Linked DNA regions of Mus musculus: regions 2, 3 and 4 are each linked to region 1. A link is a loop called in an ENCODE intact Hi-C map of the cell type or tissue named here. Cell type or tissue: left cerebral cortex. All regions are shown on one strand. Region 1 overlaps Kcnk10 (potassium channel, subfamily K, member 10). Region 2 holds the start of Spata7 (spermatogenesis associated 7). Region 3 has its middle 74 kb from the start of Gpr65. Region 4 holds the start of Kcnk10 (potassium channel, subfamily K, member 10).

The links. Hi-C counts contacts between places; a loop is a spot of excess contacts. Peaks named below come from ENCODE experiments on the same cell type or tissue, not always from the same donor. Only the 100,000 strongest peaks of a DNase experiment are listed, where the experiment ranks them.
Region 2: a loop joins it to region 1, with 8 times the contacts of the local background. A loop is called at or near these places in 6 of 42 quality-filtered maps.
Region 3: a loop joins it to region 1, with 2.4 times the contacts of the local background. A loop is called at or near these places in 2 of 42 quality-filtered maps.
Region 4: it touches region 1 in a loop (5-fold over the local background); 8 of 42 quality-filtered maps call a loop at or near these places.

Annotation. Positions count from the first base shown.
Region 1 is chr12:98,459,026-98,461,525 of GRCm38, reverse strand. All of the region lies in intron 4 of Kcnk10 (potassium channel, subfamily K, member 10), which reads left to right. Among named protein-coding and RNA genes, the nearest start is that of Gm40893, 64 kb to the left of the region's middle. In left cerebral cortex, a CTCF peak has its summit at 1,458 (motif pointing left); a DNase peak (open chromatin) is centred at 1,442; H3K27ac peaks cover 329 bases.
Region 2 is chr12:98,627,027-98,629,526 of GRCm38, reverse strand. It overlaps Spata7 (spermatogenesis associated 7), which reads right to left and starts at 1,385. Exons shown (of 11, transcript NM_001289572.1): 1 at 1,193-1,385. The coding sequence starts at 1,211. In left cerebral cortex, no CTCF peak of the experiment used is centred here; DNase peaks (open chromatin) are centred at 837 and 1,403; H3K4me3 peaks cover 1,949 bases; H3K27ac peaks cover 1,244 bases.
Region 3 is chr12:98,341,039-98,343,538 of GRCm38, reverse strand. No RefSeq gene overlaps it. Among named protein-coding and RNA genes, the nearest start is that of Gpr65, 74 kb to the right of the region's middle. In left cerebral cortex, a CTCF peak has its summit at 1,164; a DNase peak (open chromatin) is centred at 1,221; H3K27ac peaks cover 270 bases.
Region 4 is chr12:98,572,355-98,574,854 of GRCm38, reverse strand. It overlaps Kcnk10 (potassium channel, subfamily K, member 10), which reads left to right and starts at 143. Exons shown (of 7, transcript NM_001316665.1): 1 at 143-698. The coding sequence starts at 647. In left cerebral cortex, no CTCF peak of the experiment used is centred here; DNase peaks (open chromatin) are centred at 76, 823, 1,399 and 2,401; H3K4me3 peaks cover 1,566 bases; H3K27ac peaks cover 1,973 bases.

The DNA.
Region 1 (2,500 bases):
TCCAAGCCTCCAGATAAGGGTCACTGGTGAGCCTTCCAATTCTGGATTGTAGTTCATTCCAAATATTGTCAAGTTGACAACCAGGAATAGCCACTACAGTGTGTTTATGTCCCTGTCTGTCTGTGCCTGTGTGGGTGCATGTGCGAGCATGCGCACGTGCAGGCGTGCACTAGTACATGTGAGCGTGAGTGCGTGGGGGTCAGAGGTCACCTTTGGTTTCTTTTACAATCACCATCTACCTTAATGTTTTGGCACTGGTTCTCTAGAACCTAGAGTTTGTCAATCCACTTGACCAGCAGCCCCTGGGATTCCCCTTTCCTCCCACCTTTGCCTCCTAAGCATTGGGGTGACAGGTGCGCCCCACCACACTCTGCTTTTATGTGGGTGCTAGGGCTCTGAACTCTCGCTCCCAGGCTGTTGAGCAAGCACTGTCTTGACTATCTCCCTAAGCTCTGGAGTGCTGTTCACTTGAGCTGAGTCCAGCCTGGGACACCAGTGCCCTGTGGAGGAAACACTTTGTATTTCTGGGGCAATGCTCTGCTCTGACATCCTGAGAAGGGCTGCGCTTGTGCACCACAGCATGGTTTACGTAGTGGCTTTGGCCATGCCTTGGAGAGCTTCTACTGAGGTTTAGACTCTTATTAGTATGAAGCTGTAGTTCTCCACTTATGCGTGGTGGGTCCCCAGGGGCCTGGGGTGCTGTTTTCAATAACTAGAGTTCTCTTGTGCATCAAGCATTGCCTGGTAAACAACATCTCCTTTGCATTGTACTACCTCTTTTCAGTTATAAATAGAACATTCGTCAGCATCACTTAAAAACATATCATCAGCTGGTATCAAAACTTATGTTTTGTGGGAATCTATGATTTTTTTTTTAACATTCAGGAGGGATTTTCATACCATAAAAGCTGAGCACACTGGCTTTTAAAACCAGTGCTCTGCTTTTGTTTCATTCTGGTATTTTTTCCTCATAAAGTTAACATTTTAAAAATTATATATATATATATATATATATATATATATATATATATATATATATATATATGTAGTGTGTGTGTGTGTGTGTGTGTGTGTGTGTGTGTACGTGCACTCCTGCACATGCTCACATGGAGATAAGAGGCTAATTTGCACTGTTGTTTTTTTCTCTTTCAACCCTGTAAATATTGGGGATAGAACTCAGTATGCCTGGTTTGGTAGGAAGCGCCTTTGTCACCTTGCTGACTGTATAGCCCCATCTCTTTTTGGCCATAGAAACCCTTATGCTGAGGTTTTCTTTCCCAATAAAACTATCCTGGGAGGGGTGCTCTTCTGAGAGCTGGCTCACTGGTTAAGAGCACATACTGCCCTTGCAGAGGGCCTGGCAGAATTAAGTTCCCAGCTCCCATGTTGAGTGACTTAAAACCAGTTATGAACTCCAGTTTGAGAGGAATCTGGCGCCCTCTTCTGGCTGCCACAGGCACTGCATACATGTGCACGTACACATGTAGCCAGTTAAAAATGAAAATAATCTTGAAAATATCTAAGGTACTAGTTAAATATCAATTTTATTATTTTATTGTAGTGATGTAACAGAGCATGAGGCAAACCACCCCAACCATTCTCAAGTGTCCAGTTCAGTGGTAGTAATTACGTTCTGAAAACACAGGTATATACACCACAATTCACAACAGTAGCAAAATTACAGTCATGAAATGGCAACGAAAATAACTCTATGGTCGGGGCAGGGTGTCATCACAACATGAGGAACTGTATTAAAAGGTCACAGCCTTGCGAAGGTTGAGAACCGCTGATGTAGGGGGAGCCACAGAAGGGACCATAACAGAAGGAAATAGACTGGCAGGCAGCAGGGCTTATGCCTTCGACAGAATTGCAGTGGTCAGCCATTGCTCTGGGAGGAGAAACCGTGTGAGCCTTGATTCAGAGAACTCTTTGGGAAGGCAAGTATGGGGAGAAAGGTACATATAACTGGCTGGTCGTTAGAGTTGGTTGTCTTCTCAGGTGCTCCATTCCCTGACCTCGCATTCTGCAAACTCACCTGTCCTTCACTGTTTCCAACCGTCTATGCAGAAACCCTACTACCTTAAAGAGATTCTGGGGTGAAAAAACATAGACATTCACTTTAACCACCGGCCAATTTGCCTCTCCGCTTGTCTGTGCTTTTGTTGTGCCTTAAATACAGGACACATTGCAATTTTGTTTGCTGAGGTCCAAGGCTGCATTCCCAGGGCTCCCTTGCAGTTTCCACCGTTTCTCTACTTAGTGATGTTCCATTTGTTTCTTTCCACATTTTGTGGCAGAAGGGTATTTGGCTGTGAGCAACAGCAACCATTCTCCCGCATGAGCCTAGGATGTGGTTAGAAGAAACGGATCGGGAATTGTTACCATTGGGGTTGAGCTGTCTACCAATCTACTCCTGGATCTACTGACTGGGCACAAGTGTGTGTGTGTATGTGTGTGTGTGTGTGTGTTTGCATTCCATGGGCCTTTCCCTTCTAGAGCT
Region 2 (2,500 bases), 170 kb before region 1:
ACTAATAGAATCTAAGACGGTTACTTTAAACTAAAATTAAGCATTGAGGTTTCAACTAAATGAATGGTTACTTATAATTTAGTATATAAAAACTAGCCCAGATACTTATTGAATATAACATTTATACCAGGAACGATGTTATTGATATATGTTATGGGCTAAAACTGAAGCCACCTAAAAGTATAAACCCATTTACATTTGTCACCTCATTTAAAAATAAACACTAAAACCTCACTAAGTCTATTACTAAACAAATGTAAGTAAAAGAACTTGAGGGTTTTAGCTTCTTAGTCTGGGGCTTGTTCTGTGACCAACCATGACACTAGGGGAATTATTTATAATCTTTTGTTTTATTCATTTCAAAATATGAATAATACCCATTTAACAGGATTTGTGTGTAAACAAGTGTTGGGTTACGGGTGGAACACTGCAAAGGTTTAAAGTTTATTTTGTAACCATTTCTGAAGACCATAACAGCATTTGGTGTGTTTTCCTCTAGAGCTTAGGTTGGGATGGTGTCTGAATATCCTCCCCCCCCCCCAACCTTGTATGCTAAGCAGAACACTTATTTTGATGAAATTATTGTAGAATAAAGGTGCATGCAAGATGAAAGCAAGGCTTAATTAATCATTAGCAGGTCGATTCAAAGGTAGTCTTTTGCTATTAAACATTCAGTCCAATGACCAGCCACATTGGAAGTTTATTACAAATGCAGTATCCCAGCTCCTACCTTGGAGCCACTGAATTATAACCAGCTCTGGGTGAGTCAGTTCTGGAGGGAGGGAGAGAAGGAGGGAGGGAGTGGAAGATTTCATGTACTTAAAATGCACCAGGAGCTTGCTGTATATTATCTGCACTTAACCCCCAAGAACTCCGTGGCATGGGTATTTACCCACTACCTTCAAGATGAGCAAACTGAGCGCCGTTTCTGTGAAAGCAGCCGGCCTGATCTGGGGCTCAGGTTAGATTTCAAAGACCAGGCTAGTATTCCGCCTAGAAGATACCCAAGTGATACAGGCTGCAGGGTCCCAGGATCAGGGGATGGATGTCAGGCAGTAAATCAAAGAGCCGGGCATGCGGGGCCTCCCTGAGCTCAGGGCGTTTCTAGTTCCAGCCATTACCCTGCGACACTGAAGGAGGTGGCAGGCAACCTTAAAGGCCATGGGCAGCCTGGACCCGCGCAGTCCCTTACCTCTCCGGCTGCCATCCATGCTTAGTCCTCCTGCGGCCTCCGCGGTTGTATCCCCTTGGTTCTTACTGGGATGAAGCCGAGCTCCCCCGCAGCGGAGGTGAAAAGGAAAAGACCAGGACCGCGGGGGCGCAAAGGGTCACAGCGACAGTCGCCAGGGCGGTTGCTAAGGGCGAGCTCCGCGGCTGCAGATTATGACGTCACAACACAGGGACCTGTGCTCCTAGGCCCCGCCCCGCCCACGCCCCCAGGCACTCCTGCTTACCGAAAGTGCCAGCAGCCGGCGGGAGGATGGCCACGGGTCCCAATCTGTTGTTCTGGGATCCTGGCAGTTATCCAGAGTGAACTGTCCGGAAAGAGAGTCATATCTGCTTCTGCCAGCACTTTTAACTTGGATGCCTGTGATTCGAACTCAAGTCCCCAAGCTTGCAGCGCAAGCGCTTTTGACACAGCAGTTATCTAATGCAGCTACTCCCCCCCCCCCCGCCCCAAACCCCAAGTTTGTATTGTAAGCATTGCAATTAGTGTGAATTTCCTTTCTGCCTACTGAGTTCCTCAGCTCCTGCACTCGCTCTCCCTTTATCTTTAAAGCCACAAAGATCGGTTCATTTTGAATGGAAGAAGGCAGTGAGAAAAGTGTGGATGTATTCCGCTGCTTTCTGCGAGTTGTTTATTTTTGCAGTAGTTAATTGTGTATCCATGGAAATAAGAGCAGAACGGGGTAGAGGGAGTGCAGAAAGCATTCTGTCCCGCTAGGCTTTTCAGCAACCCGTTCTTGAACTTTTAGGCTGGATGGATAAGTCCTTGTTGTGGTATCATATAGCAGTATTCCTGGGCTCTGCCCACTAGAAGACCACAACCCATTAATTGCAACCTAATTGCAACCAAAAATGTCACTAGGTATTGCCAAAGGTTGCCTGAGGAGGAAACTACATCCCATTTGAGAACCTCTGTAGTCACAGAAAGCATACTGGATTCCGAGCCAGATTTGCTGAACTTTGAGCGTCTAGATATTATGGTTGGTTTTTATGGCACCCTAGTGAAAGTTAGAACCTCCAGAATAGGGAGGCTTTCCGGATTTCCTTAAATGATTTGGAAGGGGCTGGGGAGATGGCTCAGCGGGTAAGAGTACTGACTGCTCTTCCAGAGGTCCTGAGATGTTGGCTCACAACCATCTGTAATGGGATCTGATGTCCTCTTCTGGTATATCTGAAGAGAGCAATGGTGTACTCATATGCATTAAATAAATAAATAAATAAATAAATAAATAAATAAATAGATAAATTTTGATTTTGAAGACCCACTCTGATT
Region 3 (2,500 bases), 120 kb after region 1:
TTGAGGTATTCTATGAAGATTCCCTTTCTGAGTTACACATGGAACCTTGATGGGGGTCTCAATAATGTCACCCCTTTTTCTTCCTGTGGGTTCTGAAAAGGCTAAAAAGAGGGCAAAGTTGTCCAGCAGATGGAGAAAAATATATTATTTGTGTTGGTGGCAAATATGGTATTAGAGAATGTGGCTCATAGCTATAGCTAAGGAGACTTTCTAGTACTGAAAGCTAGAATCAGTCAGATCCACCCAGTCCCATTAGACTGGGGTCAGCTGGTTTCCTAGCAAGCGTACTAATTAAGCGTGTTCAGTATCTCTCTATAAACCCACTGTGGCAGAGACTGCAAAATATCAATTCAAACATTGTATCCTCTTCTTCAGGTGTGACCTTTCACAGTTTAGCAGAACACAGTGGCTCTCCAAAATAGAGACTGTGTCTCCATGCCTCCTTTTCAGCTACAGTGTGATTTTGTTACAGGGACAAGGGCAAGAGCAGCTCTGAGCTTTGAGAACAAAGGAAAAGGATGTCTGAGTTTTTGTTGCCATTTTCTTCCTCCATTCTGGCAAGAAGTGCCCGTTTAGGACCACGGAATGGAATTCTTAATTTTAATGATCGAAAATAATCTGTGAGGGGTCCACGGACCACTGACTAGATTTTTCTTGTTGGGAGAGACAACTTTTAGCTTGTTGAAGTCTCTACAATGTGGGATGATCTGGCACTTAAGACTGAAACATTTTAACTCATCACACAAATTGTTGCATGCCCACAAGGATTGGGTTTGATACGGAGTTATTTACAGGCAGATCATGTTTAACAAAATAAGAATGTTGGTTTAATTTGATCAAGATACACCATAAATATATAAAATTACTGAACTTTCCCATGTAACTTAATACATTTAAAAAACAATATTAAGAGAAAGGATAGCACATTGGGCTGGAAATTCTAGTTTGTGCTTCTGGCTCATGGAGAGGGCAGACCCCCCCCCCTTTCTTTTTCACTTTTAAAATTCCCTTAATTTTTATTACAGGTGTACATAAATGGATTGATTATAGTATTACACCATGATATAATCTCATATTAGTTACTTTTTTGAGATTTGTTTTTATTTTATGTTTATGGGTGTTTTGACTGTGTGTCTAAGCACTGTGTCCATGCAGTTCCCATGGTGGCCACAAGGGTGTGTACCCCTTGGAACTGGAGTTACAGACTGTTGTTAGCCCTGGGTGCTGGAAATGGACCCCAGATGTGACCTAATGTCTTTAGCTGTGTAGATCTCAAAGCTTGAGCCATGGTGTTTGATCTGGCAAGGAAAGCTCCCGCAGGTGGTGAACTTGCAGCTTCCTTAGAGCTGTAGAATTCATAGAAGCAAGGGAGTGCCGAAATCTCTGTTTTAAGTCTGGCCTCTCAGCCTTCTTTAAGGGCCCAGCAGATATCATGATGCCCTTCTGGGGAAGTGTTCTTTTATTTCCAATCTATCGTTGGGGAATTTAGTTTCCTTAAAAACAAATTTGTCTTATTATTTTAAATTCTCTCTCTCTCTCTCTCTCTCTCTCTCTCTCTCTCTGTGAGTGTGTGTGTGTGTGTGTGTGTGTGTGTGTGTGTGTGTGCCCCTGCTATGAGTGAGTACACCTAAGTGCAGGTGTCCATGGAGGCCTGAAACAGTGAATCCCTCTGTACTTGGAGTTACAGGTGGTTGTGAGCTCCCTGATGTAGGTGCTAGGAAAAGAACTCAGGTCTTCTCTAAGAGCAGGAAGTGCCCTTAACCACCGAACCATCTCTCCAATCCTCCATTCCCCGCCCCCAACCCCAGTTAAAAATTCCATATCTCTGCCATAATATATATCATCAACACATGATTGACAGCCCACCCACTTTGTTGTATTAGATAGACTCAAGGCCCCGCCCTCCTGGTGATGGATTGTATGAGTGTGCTCCACTGTGGCTCATCTTAGAAGTCCACCCTCATGGATTTCTTCCAATAACCAAAGCAACCCTCCTCTTCCTCCCAAATCTCTCCCCTCTCCTTTTCCCACTATGTGTAAATATGTTTATCTTGATATGTCCCTTCTGGTCACTTTGTATGTGTGTTTACTATTTGTCTATACTGATACATGCTTTAAAACATATTCACTTTAACTGCTATTTGAGAGTTCACGGAATGCATGTTTATAAGATATATTTATCCAGTCTCCTGTTAATAGATGCTTGTATTGTTTCTAGATTTTTTTTTTGCTATTGTAAAAAAAAGTGCTGATATGGACACTTTTATATATGTCACCTGTAGGTGGATAAGATGTATTTTGAGAATATATGTAGGAATGAAATTTTCAGGTCATAGAATATATGAATTTAACTTAAGTACAGAATGTCAAAATTTTCCAAATTCACATTTCCATCAGCAGCAGATAGATCCTGTCTCTATTTTATCTCTGACACTTGATATAGATATATTTTTACATTTTTTGCCTATAAAAAGCATGAAAATTGGTACCCTATTCTGGC
Region 4 (2,500 bases), 110 kb before region 1:
CGCCATCCTTCTGTCCAATGGCTTTCAGCGGGTGGAGAGTGGGGGGCGTCGCCCGGGGGCGAGGAGCCGCGGCTGGGGAGGGGCGAGTGCTCTGTGCTCAGACGAGCGAGGCTGACGTGTCCGCCCGAGCGCGCGGCCCGGTGTGCGCGCGCCTGTGTGTGTGTGTGTGCGTGTATGTATGGATGTGTGTGTATGTGTGTGTGCGTGTGTGTGGATGCGAGAGAGGGGGTACGAACACGCCTTTGGGGACCCGAGGGACGCTGCGGTGGGCTTCACTCCGGCCTCCGCCCGGCGGCTGCTCAGCCTCGCATCTGCCTACCGCGCTTTTGCAGAAGCAGCCCGGCTCTTTGATCCTCTCGGAACCACCCTCAGCATCCGATCTTACTTTTTCTTTCACCCACAAGGGCAGCAGCTGGCCACCCCCTTAACCGGTGCAAACACCCAACCAAGCCAGTGCTCGGTGCTTTCCTCTGCTAGTATTTTCCCCGCTTGTCTTTCTCTGGGGCTCCCCACGAGCCACTTCAGTGCTCCTCCATCCTCACAAATTGTTCCGTTGGTCTGTTTAACCGACGAGTTGTAAATCTTGAAGACTTTATTATTATTATTTTGATTCTTTTCATTTCATCCCCCTGTGGGCAACGGAGCAATGAAATTTCCAATCGAGACGCCAAGAAAGCAGGTGAACTGGGATCCTAAAGGTTGGTATTGCCTACTTCGGGCTACCCTGGCTCTCTTCCACCTGCTGGTGCCTCACTGGCAGGCGTGGATGGGCTTGCTCCCGGCAGGCAGCATGCGTCCTGAGGCTGGGAAATGCGCCTGACAACTGCAGCGTGGGTGGGAGGAGGGCGGAGGCAGCGTGGGTTCGGAACCCAGATCGCGCCTGTCAAGATCACATAGTCGTTGTCCCTCTAGGATGGTTTCACCGTCTATTTAAAGACACACCAAGCTGCTGTTTGTTTTGAAATTATACCAAGTGTTGGTATTTGCTTTTGACTTTGTGAATGTGCATGTACGTGTGCCTGTGTGTGTGTGTCCTTTGTTTCTAGTGATCTTTGTCTCTCTCTGGCAGATGGGTGGGGTGACTCTCACTGGACCTGGAGCTGAGCCTCATGGCCCGCGTGTCCTCAGAGGGACAGGTTTCTTGGCAGCATGTGAGGCTACGATCTGCCCCAGCTGTCCCTGGGGTAGCACTTCTCTCATAGGGCATGAAGCATAATGGAGCCCAAGGGGCTTCCAGAGTCTTTGCTCTGTCTTATTACTAATCCTGCCGACTAGGCTCCTTTGGCTCAGGTTGTAGAAAGGCTGTGGGGAGTGGTTTTTCTCCACAAGGGTGGGTCTGGGAAGGGCTCACGGAGTAACCTACAGCGTGCCCACGCACACAATGGTTTGGTATGCTTTTAGGAGTGTGGGTTCACTTTCCCTTCCTGTAAAGAGTATTAAGGCAGGTTGTGTGGGTGCACCATACTCCTGGTCTTGGCCACTGCCCCACATGTTAATGTATAGATATTGTGGCTCTTTGTAAATAGTATTGGAGCGGGACAAGTTGAAACAGTGTGTCCAGTCACCTCTTAGCTCATATACAGGCTGAATTGGGTAGGATAGGCAGCGCTTGAGTGAGTCTTGGAGTTAAAATGTGTGTGTGTGTGTGTGTGTGTGTGTGAGAGAGAGAGATTATATTTCTTCTTTTAAAGAATATTGTTTTATTTAGTCTTTGACAGTTTTATACAATATATCTTGATCACATCTAATTCCCACTCAGCTCAGTTCCTCCCTTTCAATTTCTTTTATGACTTCATTTCTTCCCTTCCTCAGACTAGATCCAGGAAAGCAAGTTATGTTTGAAGAAAATGTCTTATGACTTGCCTGACTGAAGAGTGAATGAAGAGGTATTGCCCTTCAGTTTGTAAATACCTTCAGTACAGCCTCAGCCTTCTGTTTGGTCTCCAAATCTCTGGAAATTACAAAGCCTGGTAGTTTGGCTTTTATTTTAAATCATCGCAGGATTTATTCGTCAAATACATACTTGACACCGGGCACAGTCTGAGACTTGGAAATATAGTCAGAAGAGGGCAGGCAAAATACCTGTCTTCTTGGAGTTTACAGTGTGGGTGTCAGGTCAAAATTAGTCACTGTAGGGTGGCATTAGGAATTCAAAGTGTAGCATGCTCTGTGGGCACCAAGAGGCTTTAAGAAAGTCTGCTAGAAAACCTTGAAGCTGGGTGTGGTGAGTCCTGCCTGTATTGCCAGCAATTGGGAGCCTGAGGCAGGATTTCCATTGGTTTGAGCTTAATTAACATGAGGCTACCTCGTGAGTTCCCAGTCAACTTAGGCTTCTCCTCTGTCTGAAACAAAACAAGCAGATTGGCAAAGGCCAGAGGAAAGGATGACAGGTTTCCTGAGGAAATGACACCCTTATGGTACTGGCACCTAGAGTGGGAGTTGCCAGGCCAGTGAGAAGAGGCTCTATTTCCTTAGAGGGAACCTCAGAGCAGAGGTTCAC